Regions from separate parts of the Homo sapiens genome. Here all the other regions are linked to region 2. The links are chromatin contacts, found by Hi-C or POLR2A ChIA-PET in ENCODE. All regions are on one chromosome and are shown on one strand. The core of a region is the stretch at or near the end of the contact, and the rest is flanking DNA. Distances in the headings are between cores, read along the strand shown. Region 1 overlaps STX2 (syntaxin 2). Region 2 holds the start of RIMBP2 (RIMS binding protein 2). Region 3 holds the start of STX2 (syntaxin 2).

Region 1 (3,378 bases), core at 265-2,764, 100 kb after region 2:
ACCAATCCAAAAATAATTCCATAGATGAAGAAAGATTCCCTGACCTGAAAGACAATCGCTGAAGAGAAATCAAACGATAAGTCAGGGAAAACATTTTCAAAATAAAATATATAGAGAAAAAATGATGAAAAATAGAGAACAAAAGAGGAGAGACAGAAAGGATACACTGAAACGCTCTAAAGACATACAATTCCAGCCGCAAAGAGAGATGACAGAAAACGGAGCAAGGATGCTACTTGAAGAAGTAATGGCCAAAGTTTTTCAAAAACACAGCCAGAAAACGTCAGTCCAAAGACTCAAGAAGCCTTATAAGAAGAGGGAAAAAGAAAACGAAAACCACATCTCAAAACTTCACAGTAAAACTGCTAAAACCAAAGACCAAAAACCAAATATCTTAAAAGCTCTAATTAGCTGACAAAAAAAAAAAGTAAAGCCAAAAGACACTGGAAAAATATGTTTTAAATCTTCAGAGTGGTGAAAGAAAACAACTTCTAAACTAGAATCTTCTACTCAGTGAAAATATCCTTCGAGAATAATACTAAACTGAGGATAATTTCAGATAATAGCGAATCTTCACTGAAGGAGGTAAGAAGGAAGGGGAGAGGAACCGCAAGGGCAGGAAGGCCTCGGGTGGGGTGGTCCCAGCCTGTGGTGGGGGCAGCTGGGCTGAAGCAGGGCAGGGGTCCCGGAGCCAAGACTCCCCAGGAAGGCCCTGCAGTGGGAGGGGATGCCGGAGCCTGGCCACGCAGCTCCTTACGGGGAGTACGCGCGGCTTCGTTTCTGAAGGGAGAAGGCCCCGTGAGCTGTCCCCATGCCCTGCAGGGGAGGGGACAGGAGAGGGGTAACACAGTGAGAAACGCTGTTTCTACAAAAAAAAAAAAAAAATATATATATATATATATATATATATATATATAAAATTATCTGGGCGTGGTGGCATAAACCTGTAATCCCAGCTACTCGGGAGGCTGCAGTGGGAGGACTGTCTGAGCCCAGGAGGCTGAGCCTGCAGTGGCAGTGGGCTGAGATCACGCAGCTGCACTCTCGCCTGGTCGACACAGGGAGACTCCTCTGGAGGGTGGGGGGGAGAGGGCGGGGGAGGAAGAATCACAACAGCACTGGAAGGCAGATGCCACCACTAGCTCATTTCACACGTGTGGGAACTGCCCCGGGAGAGGTTAAGTGATGCGTCCAAGGCCACACAGGGATAACCGGTGGGACAGGATCTGAATCCAGAGCCACAGAGGCGCGGCTTCCTCCAGGGCCTCAGGGGCCTCCGCACAAGGAGCCGGGTCTCCATGAGTCTGATTTCCCGCGGAAAAGCACAGAATGCACGGGAGCAGGCGGCGCTGGAGATGGAGACGATGGAGACGGTGCAGACGGTGCAGACGCTGCCCCAGCGCATTCGGAGCGGAGCCCCAGGGAACGGCTGAGGGAACAGGAAGCAGAGAAAACGGGAGCGTGCGCAGCCGCAAGGACGACCGCACCCGAACACAGGGTGCAAGCCAGGCTGACGGCTGACTGCAGGAGCGAATCAAATCCCCGCCGTCCTGCAGGGGGAATCCCAGCCTCGTCGTCACTAAAACCCAAACCAGAATCACACACACTTCATGCTCCTGCAGGGCTGGATCCGCGTCTTGGAGGGCCTGAAATTTCTACGTTTTGCAAAGACGCTCTTTTAATACAAAAGAAAAAAGAAATAATACAAAAGTAGAAAGTGAAAAAAGAAAAATGCAGGTAAAAGGTCCTTCGTCCACCTCTCTGCCCTGGGATCCGCGGCTGCAGGTGGCGCGGCGCGGGCGGTGCTGGGACCGGGGACCCGCCCAGGACCGGCTGCCTCTGGCGCCACCTGGCGGCCGCCGTGCCCAGCCCTGCCCCGGGTCCTGAGGTTGACGGGGGACCTCCGGGAGGGCAGCAGCCCGGGGATCGCCCTGCTCACCGGGACCTAAGCAGAGCGCCTGCCCGAGAATAGGGAGACACGCGGGAGGCGGAGCACAGTAGTCCCCCTTCCTCCCTCCCACCCTCCCCTCTTCCTTTAGGAACAAGGCGGGAAGGCCAAGAGCCTGTCCCTCTCTGCGTTACCCCGGGCCCATCACTGGGAGAGAGGAATCACTGCATTTTGCTTTTTAAAGACTGACCAAGGAAGCGGCTGGAGGCTGCTGCCTACATTTTGGTTCACACTCTGTCACAAAACAAAACACAAAAAAGCAATGGTTTTCTTTAGAGCCCAAAAGGGACTATCATGAAACAGTAACAGTTCTAAATTTACTCAAAAAATAGTTCTCTCTGCTATGACTTGGCAGCAAAAATGTTTTGGAGGTAAATTATTCAAAAAAAAATGCGGATACTTATTCAAATATAATTTCCCTAAGCATTAAGCATGATGTTAACAGATGTTACATAAAAGGTCCTACGGGCAAATAAATGTGTGAAACACTAAACAAAGCTAAACAGGCTTCCTTCTAGGAAGCCTTCTCAGAGCCTTGATTATTCTACGGGTACTGCAACTTCCCAAGAGGGGCTGGGCGACGGCACGAAGAGGTCCCCGGAAAGATCTGGCCGCAGGCAGCACCCTGGCTGCACGGACTAGCTCATGAGACGGCGGCTCCAGAAACATTTTGGGAAACACACTTCTGAGTCACTGAGAGGGCATAAACAGAGGCTCAGAATATTATTTTACAAGATACATAAAATTTTAAAATGCACTTTTTCAATTTAATACTACTTTCTTATTTTTTCAACGTACGGCTACACTAAGTAATATTCCAACAAAAAATGTATTTGCTGGCAACTTTCCTCCAAGACCAAGAATACATGTGCCCCCATCACCACTTCTATTCAATACTGTACTGGAGGTCAGCTAAATAAATCAGTTAAAACTAACAAGCATAAGAGCTGCAAGGAAAAAACGGTCACTATTTATTCACAATTACATGACTGGGTACAGAGACAATCCAACATAAGCTACAGAGAATATCAGAATTAATAACTGATTAGGCAAGGGGTACAAGGCCAATATGCAAAAATCATTGTATTTCTATATACCAACAACAAACAGAGAAAATGACATTTAAAGTAGATACGGCTGGGCACGGTGGCTCATGCCTGAAATCCCAGCACTTTGGGAGGCCGAGGCAGGTGGATCACAAAAGTCAAGAGTTCAAGACCAGCCTGGCCAATATGGTGAAATCCCATGTCTACTAAAAATACAAAAATTAGCTGGGCGTGGTGGTGGGCACCTGTAGTCTCAGCTACTCAGGAGGCCAAGGCAGAAGAATCGCTTGAACCCGGGAGGCGGAAGTTGCAGTGAGCCGAGACTGTGCCACTGCACTCCAGCCTGTGTGACAGAGTGAGACTCCGTCTCAAAATAAAAAAAAA
Region 2 (3,815 bases), core at 102-2,601:
CTGTTCCCCTTAGAAACCGGGTGAGTGAGCCTGCACGCCAGCTCCCCTCCCCTGCCCACTCCTGCTCAGAGCCCAGCAGCCTGGCCTGCCGCAGGGCCCAGAGCCCGGACACCTCCTCTTCCCACCGATCTTCCATTTTCAGAGGGAGCCGCTCTCCCTCCTCTCAGGCCTGCTCCATCTGTGACATTTCCCTTCCCTGGACGAAGTGGGGTTTTCACCCTTGTGAGCAGAGTCTCCTTCAGGGCTCCTCCGTGAGAGAAATATGGGGCTGGACAGGGTCCCCTTCCCTCCCTCCTCACTCACCCTAAGAACCTCCAGGGACCCAGAGGCCACGCAGGCACGGAGCCAGCACCCCCGCCTCCCCCGGGGCCAGTGACCAGGCCGGGAGGTGAAGCAGTCCTCCCTCCCTCCGGCCAGCCGCCACCCCGACCTCAGCCAGCGTGCGCTCCCCGGGGACAGGAGGGAGGCTGCTTCCACCGAGGCCTCTGCTGACAGATGTCCGGGCCCCCACCTGGACCTACCCAGACCTAAGCTCCTGGGCGGGTGGTCCCGTACGCGCTGCCTTTCCCGGTGAAATACGGTTTCCACTGGGAGAGTCTGCCCCCGGCCAGCAGCCCGCGCACACTGCTCACACAGGCACACGCATGCACGCACACACTCTGCCGGGGAACATCTGTTTTGACAAACACATTATTCAAGTCAGTCCATGGGACGTGAATTGACAGATTCCTGGGCGCAGCCTGCGGGCTTTGTGCATTTGCACCTGAGCCGAGCTGGGGACTCTGATGTGTTTGTCCCACGTCCCCTTCCCCCCCTCCACCCCGCCCCCAAGAAGACAAGTCCAGGCCCTGAGCCGCTGCTGTCTGAGAAGCCTGGGGCGCACTCCCCAGGCGAGCGGGGCCGTGTCCATCGGGTGCCAAACTTTGCCTGGAGGGGCCTTTCTTAAAAGCCTGGGGTGGGGGCCATGACAGAGCCACAGCACCCCTGCAGCTGACACCCGGCACCCAGGAAGAAGCCCGTCAGCCCTTCCCTTCCGAGACGATCCTGAATTCCAAGCAGCACCGACATGCCAGCAGGGCGAGCCGCTGCTCCCCGCACCCAGCGCCCCCGGACCCCACGCTGAAGGGCATTCTCCATCCGCTGCAAGATAAACTTTGTCTGGGCAAAGAGTTTCCGGCTAACCCCCTGTGATCAACGCCGCTGCAGCTCGGGTGCAGAAAGGCGAGGGGAGACGGGAAGCTATTTTTAGGAGAAAAAAATAAATCTCAGCCTACCTTTAGAAGCGAGCTGTGCCAAGGCTCCGGAGGTTCACCTCGGAGACAACTGCAGTGTACTGTGTCAGATTACAAACTGGGGGCGAGACGGAGGGAGGGAGGAGGGGGAGAGGGAGAGAAGGAGGGAGGGAGGAGGGGGAGAGGGAGAGAGGGAGGGAGGGAGCAGCAGAGGGAGAGACAGGGAGCGAGAGGCAGGCAGAGGCGGCGCCCAGTCAACATTGCAGGGCATTGGTGTGTCTGCACTGCTTGCATTCAGCTAGACATGATTCATTAGTTTTCTGCAGGCAGGCAAGCAGGTCGAGAGGGAGAGAGGGAGGGAGAGAGAGGGAGAGAGAGAGGATCATCCGCCATGCAGCAGTAACCAGAGCCTCTGAAACGTCAGTGTTTGAACGCACACACACACACACACAAATACACATGCACACACACGTGCGCATACACACACCAAGATGGCTATACCCCTCACTGCCAGTTTCTTTCACAGAGCTGTGGTGAAAAGCTCGGACAGAGATGGAGGCAAACAGCTCTCAGCCATGCGGGGCTTGGGGTTGGTGCTTTTCTCTCCATCCCTGGGAAAACAGCACAGGATCTTCCCTGCAGGAGGCCGGGGGTCTCCTGCAACCGACAGGCAACCGATCAGCACATCAAAGTAAAAGCTGCCCTGGGCTCTACTCCAGGAAGCTCAGAAACTCAAGCGCCCTCAGAATTAAGTGATGAAGAGGAGCGACCCAAGCTGCCTGGGTCTTTGCTCTCCTGTCCGGCTCCCCTCCCCACCCCAAGCCTCCAGTGGCCCCGCAGATTCCCCCTTCCCACAGAACTTCAGGTGGTGGCACAGATATACCCGCTACCTAGCAACCGGGTGGTGCAGGAGGGAAAAAACCCTGGGAAACACGCACGGACTTCACACACTTGCTTCCTTCCCTGGGGTAAAAATCCCATGGCTTGTTACTGAAAGGTGCTGAATAAGATAGCTCATGCGGAGGAAAGCCCCTTTGGTATTTTGGGCTCCACATACCCTAATTGAGGCTCTGAGGGCTCCTACTAATGATGGCCCTGTGCAGGGACAAGACTCGAGTGTAGGACACGAGAATTCCAAGGAAGGGCTCACCACGGGTCCTTTGTACAAAAAGGAAGGACTTGTCCCGAGGTGCTTTCTGTTGCTTCTCCAATTAAGGCTCACTTTACAAGTTTTTTAAAAAATGGGCTCCTTAGTAAAACCAACACATCCTACCATCACCGTGGTTTTGCTTGTGATCTTAAAGGAATCGCAAAGGTCTCAAACCTAGACAGCCAGAGGAAACCTCTTCCCAAGACAACTTTTTCAACACTGTGGCAGACGGGTCCAGCGAGTTTTCCCAGTCAGGACTCATTTTGGCCTCCCGGATAGGCTTCTGAATTATATGCCTCTGAATTTGGCTGCAAGACTGGAGGCTTCTTTCAAGCCCCGTGTAGAGTGGCCCCAGCCTCTGTGCATGGAACAAAGAGATACGTGCTGTATCCAGGAGTAGGTGGCAAACCACAGATGATTCCTTTTCACCCTGCAGCAGAGTTATCAGGTCACAGAAACTACAAGACTGCAGAAAATCGTGGAAGGGACTGGTTACCAGATACTCGTACACACATGTTCACAGCTGCGCTGCTCTCAACAGCCAAAGGGTAGAAATGACACAAGTGCCCATCAATGGATGAATGGGGAAACAAAATGTGGCATATCCATACAATGCAATATTATTCAGCCAGGAAAAAGGAATGGAGTATGTGATTCCTGCTACCACATGGATGGACCTTGAGAGCACCATGCTGGGGAAAGAAGCCAGACACAAAGCCCATCTATCGTATGAGCCCATTTTTATGAAATATCCAAAATAGGCGAATTCATAGAGACAGAAAGGAGACTGGTGGTTGCTGAGGGCTAGGAGGAGAGGAGATGAGGAGTGACTCCTTACTGGAGTGGGGTTTCCTTTTGGGGTGGTGAGAACACATTGGAACAAGAGAGAGGTGGCAGTTGCACAAGACTGTGAATGTATTAAATGCCGCTGAATTGTTTACTTTAAAATGGTTAATTTTATGTGATGTGAACTTTACCTCCATAAAAACATATGAAAAGACCGTAGAAAGTGCCTGTGAATTGGGCCCCACTGACCCAGTCTGCCCCTTCCTGACTCCATCTGTGTGGCCTGGAGCAGGTCAGTCTTTTCCCACATCTGTAAAACGATCGTGTCTGCTTATCACATAATGTCTACTTCACGGGGCTCTTCTAGGGGACAAATGAAATATTTGACAGAAGGAAATAAAGCTATTCCCCCTTAGAAAGGATTCAATCTTTTAAAAGGTCATTCAGTGGCATGAAAATGACTCTCCACCTTTGTTTTCTCAGCAGAGAGGAAATTAATTGTTAAGGAATGCCATGGAACATTTAGGCCAAAAAGCCAAGGTTCGAAAACAAATAAGCTGCAAAAAATGTTTCCATTCAAAGATGCTGGGTTCTCCCCATACAGGGCCATTGCTGTCTGCACCAGCCCCACTGAGTCTCTGTCATGG
Region 3 (3,418 bases), core at 652-3,151, 120 kb after region 2:
AGTGGCACAATCTCGGCTTTCTGCAACCTCCGCCTCCTGGATTCAAGCGATGCTCCTGCCGCAGCCTCCAGAGTAGCTGGGACTACAGGTGTGCGCCATGACATCCGGCTATTTTAGTAGAAACGGGGTTTTGCCATGTTGGCCAGGCTAGTCTCCAACTCCTGACCTCAAGTGGTCCACCCAACTCGGCCTCCCAAAGTGCTGGGATTACAGGCATGAGCCACTGCGACTGGCCTCCTGCTAATTTTTTAATTTTTTTCGAGAAACAGTGTCTCCCTGTGTTGCCCAAGCTGGTCTCCAATACCTGGGCTCAAGTGATGCCCCCACCCTGATCTCCCAGACTGCTGGGATTACAGGAGTGAGCCACAGCTTTTCTTCATTAAATAAATACCTGAGCTCCTACTACACGGCACTGAAAGATAATCCATCGGGCAAGACAACACAACTATAATTTGCTGTGTTTAAGATGATATTGATCTGCGGAACACAGGGAATATTTGTCCATTAATAAAAAAGGAAAAATCACCGTGAAGAAACTTCCTTGGAATGAATATAAAGCATAATTTCCATGATCCTAAGGATGAAATCATTGCCTTTCTCAACCAGAGCTCCTCATCTGAACCACAGAACACAGATAATGATTTAAGTGGCTCTTTTCTCTATTCTCCCACTCGGGGGTACATAACAGCTCCATTCTAGCAGCAGAGGAGAGAGAATAATTCATTACATGCAGTGGGTGTCGTAGGGCTGTGGGCCTTAGCACCCCTGTTCTGAGGCTGCCAACAATTTAGAGACCAGAGGCTCTATCTGTGCACACACGTAGCATGAATTAGTACCTGTATTGTAAAGGGAAAAAGTCATAACTACTTCTGCTGGCCTAAGCCGTCCTGGGTTAGACAAGCTTGGAAAGTGCACGACCATCACTATCATTCCGCTGTCACTGCACCATGCACAGTCCTGTCACCTTTACACGTGTAGAATGCATCGAAATCCTTCCAAAATTTTTAGTGACCTGCTTTTCCCTTGCTAAAGTAAACAGTAACTTGCTGTGTGCCCGGCTGCTGGGCGCGTAAGGTGCGTTCAGAGTCAACACACGGTCCCAGTTTCCAAAGCAAACTACTGGGAGATCAGACACAAGCTGCTGTTCGCGCTCGCCCCACCCCAAGCACCCAGCACTCTAAGGTGCCCACATTTCACACCCATCTGTTGCCTCCCGCTTGGTGCACAGTCCTTTGTGAAGCCCCAGGGATAAAGCAGCGACCAAGAGGACCCGGCCTGCTCCCCGGGGCTGACGCCAGCTGCGGGGACCCCGTGGGGCGGACCACAGTTAGGCCAGTGGGCTCCGGCTGGGTAAGCGCCAGATACAATCCGCCAAGCGGAGTGACGGACAGGGAGCCACGCTCGAAGAGGGGGTCGAGGCCGGGACCTTCCCCGCTCCCTCCTCCTGCCCCAACCCGCCCTGAGGACTCCGCCCAGGAAGCCCTGGGGACCCCGCCCGGAGCCCCCACCCTAGGACTCCCGGGACCCCCGCCCTGGGGACCCCACCAGCAGTCCCCGCTCAGGACTCCCTGAGACCCTGCCCGCAGCCCCCGCCCCAGAACGCCGGAGATCCCCGCCCTGGGGACCCTCCCGGAGCCCCGCCCAAGACGCCCCGAGCCCCCGCCCGCCCTCCAGACGCCGCCCCGGCCGGGCCTGAACCGCTACCCGCGGCTGCCGCTCACCGCCGTCAGGTCTGGCAGCCGGTCCCGCATCCCCGCCGGCCGGGCAGCGCGCCCCGCCGCTCAAGCCTGTCCCGAGCTGCCTCCGGCCGGGCCTCGGGCTCTCCGGTCTCCGCCTCAGGCCCCGCGGTCCCGGCCCGGCGCCAGCAGCCCTCCCTGGAGCCGGCGCTGCCACGGCAACCGCGCCCCGCGCGCTCTGCGCATGCCCGGCCCGCGCCGCGCCCCGCACCCACCCACACGGCGGCAGCGCTTTCCAGCGGGAGCCCGGAGGGGCGGGGCCTGGGGGCGGGGCCTAGGCGGGGAGGGGCGGGGTCCGGCCGAGCCCCAGGCTGGCAGTTCCGCTACACGTGCTGTTTGTCCCTTGATCTGCTTTTATGCTTTCACACTCATTGTTTTATTTATCAAAATATAGAGCATTCAACGAATAGTGACAAAAGAGCAAAGCTCCCGGAATGTGCTGGGTGCAGCTTTGGGTAATACATATGCCGAACCTTCTCTTTAAGGGTCCACGCGCAGCCTCGGGTGTGAATGAAGGAGAAGAGATCGTGTACCACACATGATGCTTACGGAGCATAACACGGCAGGGGGCGGTAACGGGAAGAGCGTCCGCAGGCCCAGCCCTGGGATACCATTCTGGCAGGAGAAACAGGCAATACAGACACAGACAAATAAATGATAGATGAGAAAAGAAAGTAAGGGCATGGGCACGGAACTGGCAGAGAGGTCGTCATGAAGGTGCAGGAGCTTAGGTGAACTACCCAGGTTGGGGGAACAGTCCCCAAGACCATTATCACCTCTGACACCAACGGCAAATTCTGGCGGTTTCCAAAACCACCTTCAAGTTCCATAATTTGCTAGAAGGAATCACAGAATACACTAAAAACTACTGTACTCACAACTATGGTTTCTTAGCAGGAAAATGATACGGATTAACATCAGCCAAGGAAGAAGGGCAGAGGGGGAGTCTGGGGATTACGGCGTGCAGCTTCAAGGTCCTCCCGTGGTCCTCTCCCTGTGTAGTCAGGCCTCATTACTTGCCCTGCACTGATGTGTGGCCTTACACACGAAGTACTGCCAGCCAGGGAAGCTCACTTGAGCCACAGTGTGCAGAACGTTTACTGGGCTCCATTGCATGTGCATGATTGATTGATTGTTTGATTGCTTTCATGCTTGATCTCAGCCTCTTGGTTAAGTGATATCCATGTAACCCTAAGCCCCCACCATAAATCACACTGTTACTCTCTGGCTAGCCGAAGACTCCCAGGCAAACAAAGATTGCCTTCCAGGAGGAGAAGGCAAGGCCAGATTTGTTTTTAAACAAGGTTAAAGTCTTTACTGCCTCCTGGAGGAGGTGGCTTTGGTCTGACCAGAAGGCAGCGCTAAGAAATCTGCTTGAGAGCAACAGGCTACACATTAAAAAACAGGACGTTTTGGACTTGGTTCTAGGTGTGATGTGGTTCTGTTACCCGATGGAAGGTCTTGACAGCCAGTTGTCCAGGTGAGTGTGGTGGCGGGCACCTGTAATCCCAGCTACTCAGGAGGCTGATGCATGAGAATTGCTTGAACCCGGGAGGTGGAGCTTGCAGTGAGCCAAGATCGCACCACTGCACTCCAGCCTGGACAGTAAAGCGAGACTCCGTCTCCAAAAAAAAAAAAAAGATATGTTTTTTCTCTCCATATCCTGAACTTCCCCACCAGAA

Evidence for each region. A loop is a pair of places that touch in the nucleus more often than their neighbours do. ChIA-PET counts read pairs that join two places held with the same protein, here RNA polymerase II (POLR2A). Pooled maps may share reads with other maps.
Region 1: a loop to region 2 is called in a pooled map, with 2.8 times the contacts of the local background. The contact joins the enhancer-like site here to the promoter of RIMBP2 in region 2. A Hi-C loop is called at or near these places in 1 of 37 single-sample maps with no recorded cell type and 2 of 50 pooled maps. POLR2A ChIA-PET finds 5 or more read pairs at or near these places in 1 of 52 experiments (Panc1).
Region 3: a loop to region 2 is called in a pooled map, with 2.0 times the contacts of the local background. The contact joins the promoter of STX2 here to the promoter of RIMBP2 in region 2. A Hi-C loop is called at or near these places in 1 of 50 pooled maps. POLR2A ChIA-PET finds 5 or more read pairs at or near these places in 2 of 52 experiments (AG04450 and Panc1).

What each region holds. Positions count from the first base shown.
Region 1 is chr12:130,817,302-130,820,679 of GRCh38, forward strand. All of the region lies in intron 3 of STX2 (syntaxin 2), which reads right to left. Among named protein-coding and RNA genes, the nearest start is that of STX2, 20 kb to the right of the region's middle. RefSeq lists a silencer at 1,750-1,989. Within about 2 kb of position 1,515, at least 20 of the 41 ENCODE cell types and tissues checked have a DNase peak (open chromatin) inside an H3K27ac peak, as active enhancers do.
Region 2 is chr12:130,714,948-130,718,762 of GRCh38, forward strand. It overlaps RIMBP2 (RIMS binding protein 2), which reads right to left and starts at 1,352. Exons shown (of 23, transcript NM_001393629.1): 1 at 1,275-1,352.
Region 3 is chr12:130,837,349-130,840,766 of GRCh38, forward strand. It overlaps STX2 (syntaxin 2), which reads right to left and starts at 1,902. Exons shown (of 11, transcript NM_194356.4): 1 at 1,722-1,902. The coding sequence starts at 1,751. RefSeq lists silencers at 1,466-1,525, 1,596-2,105.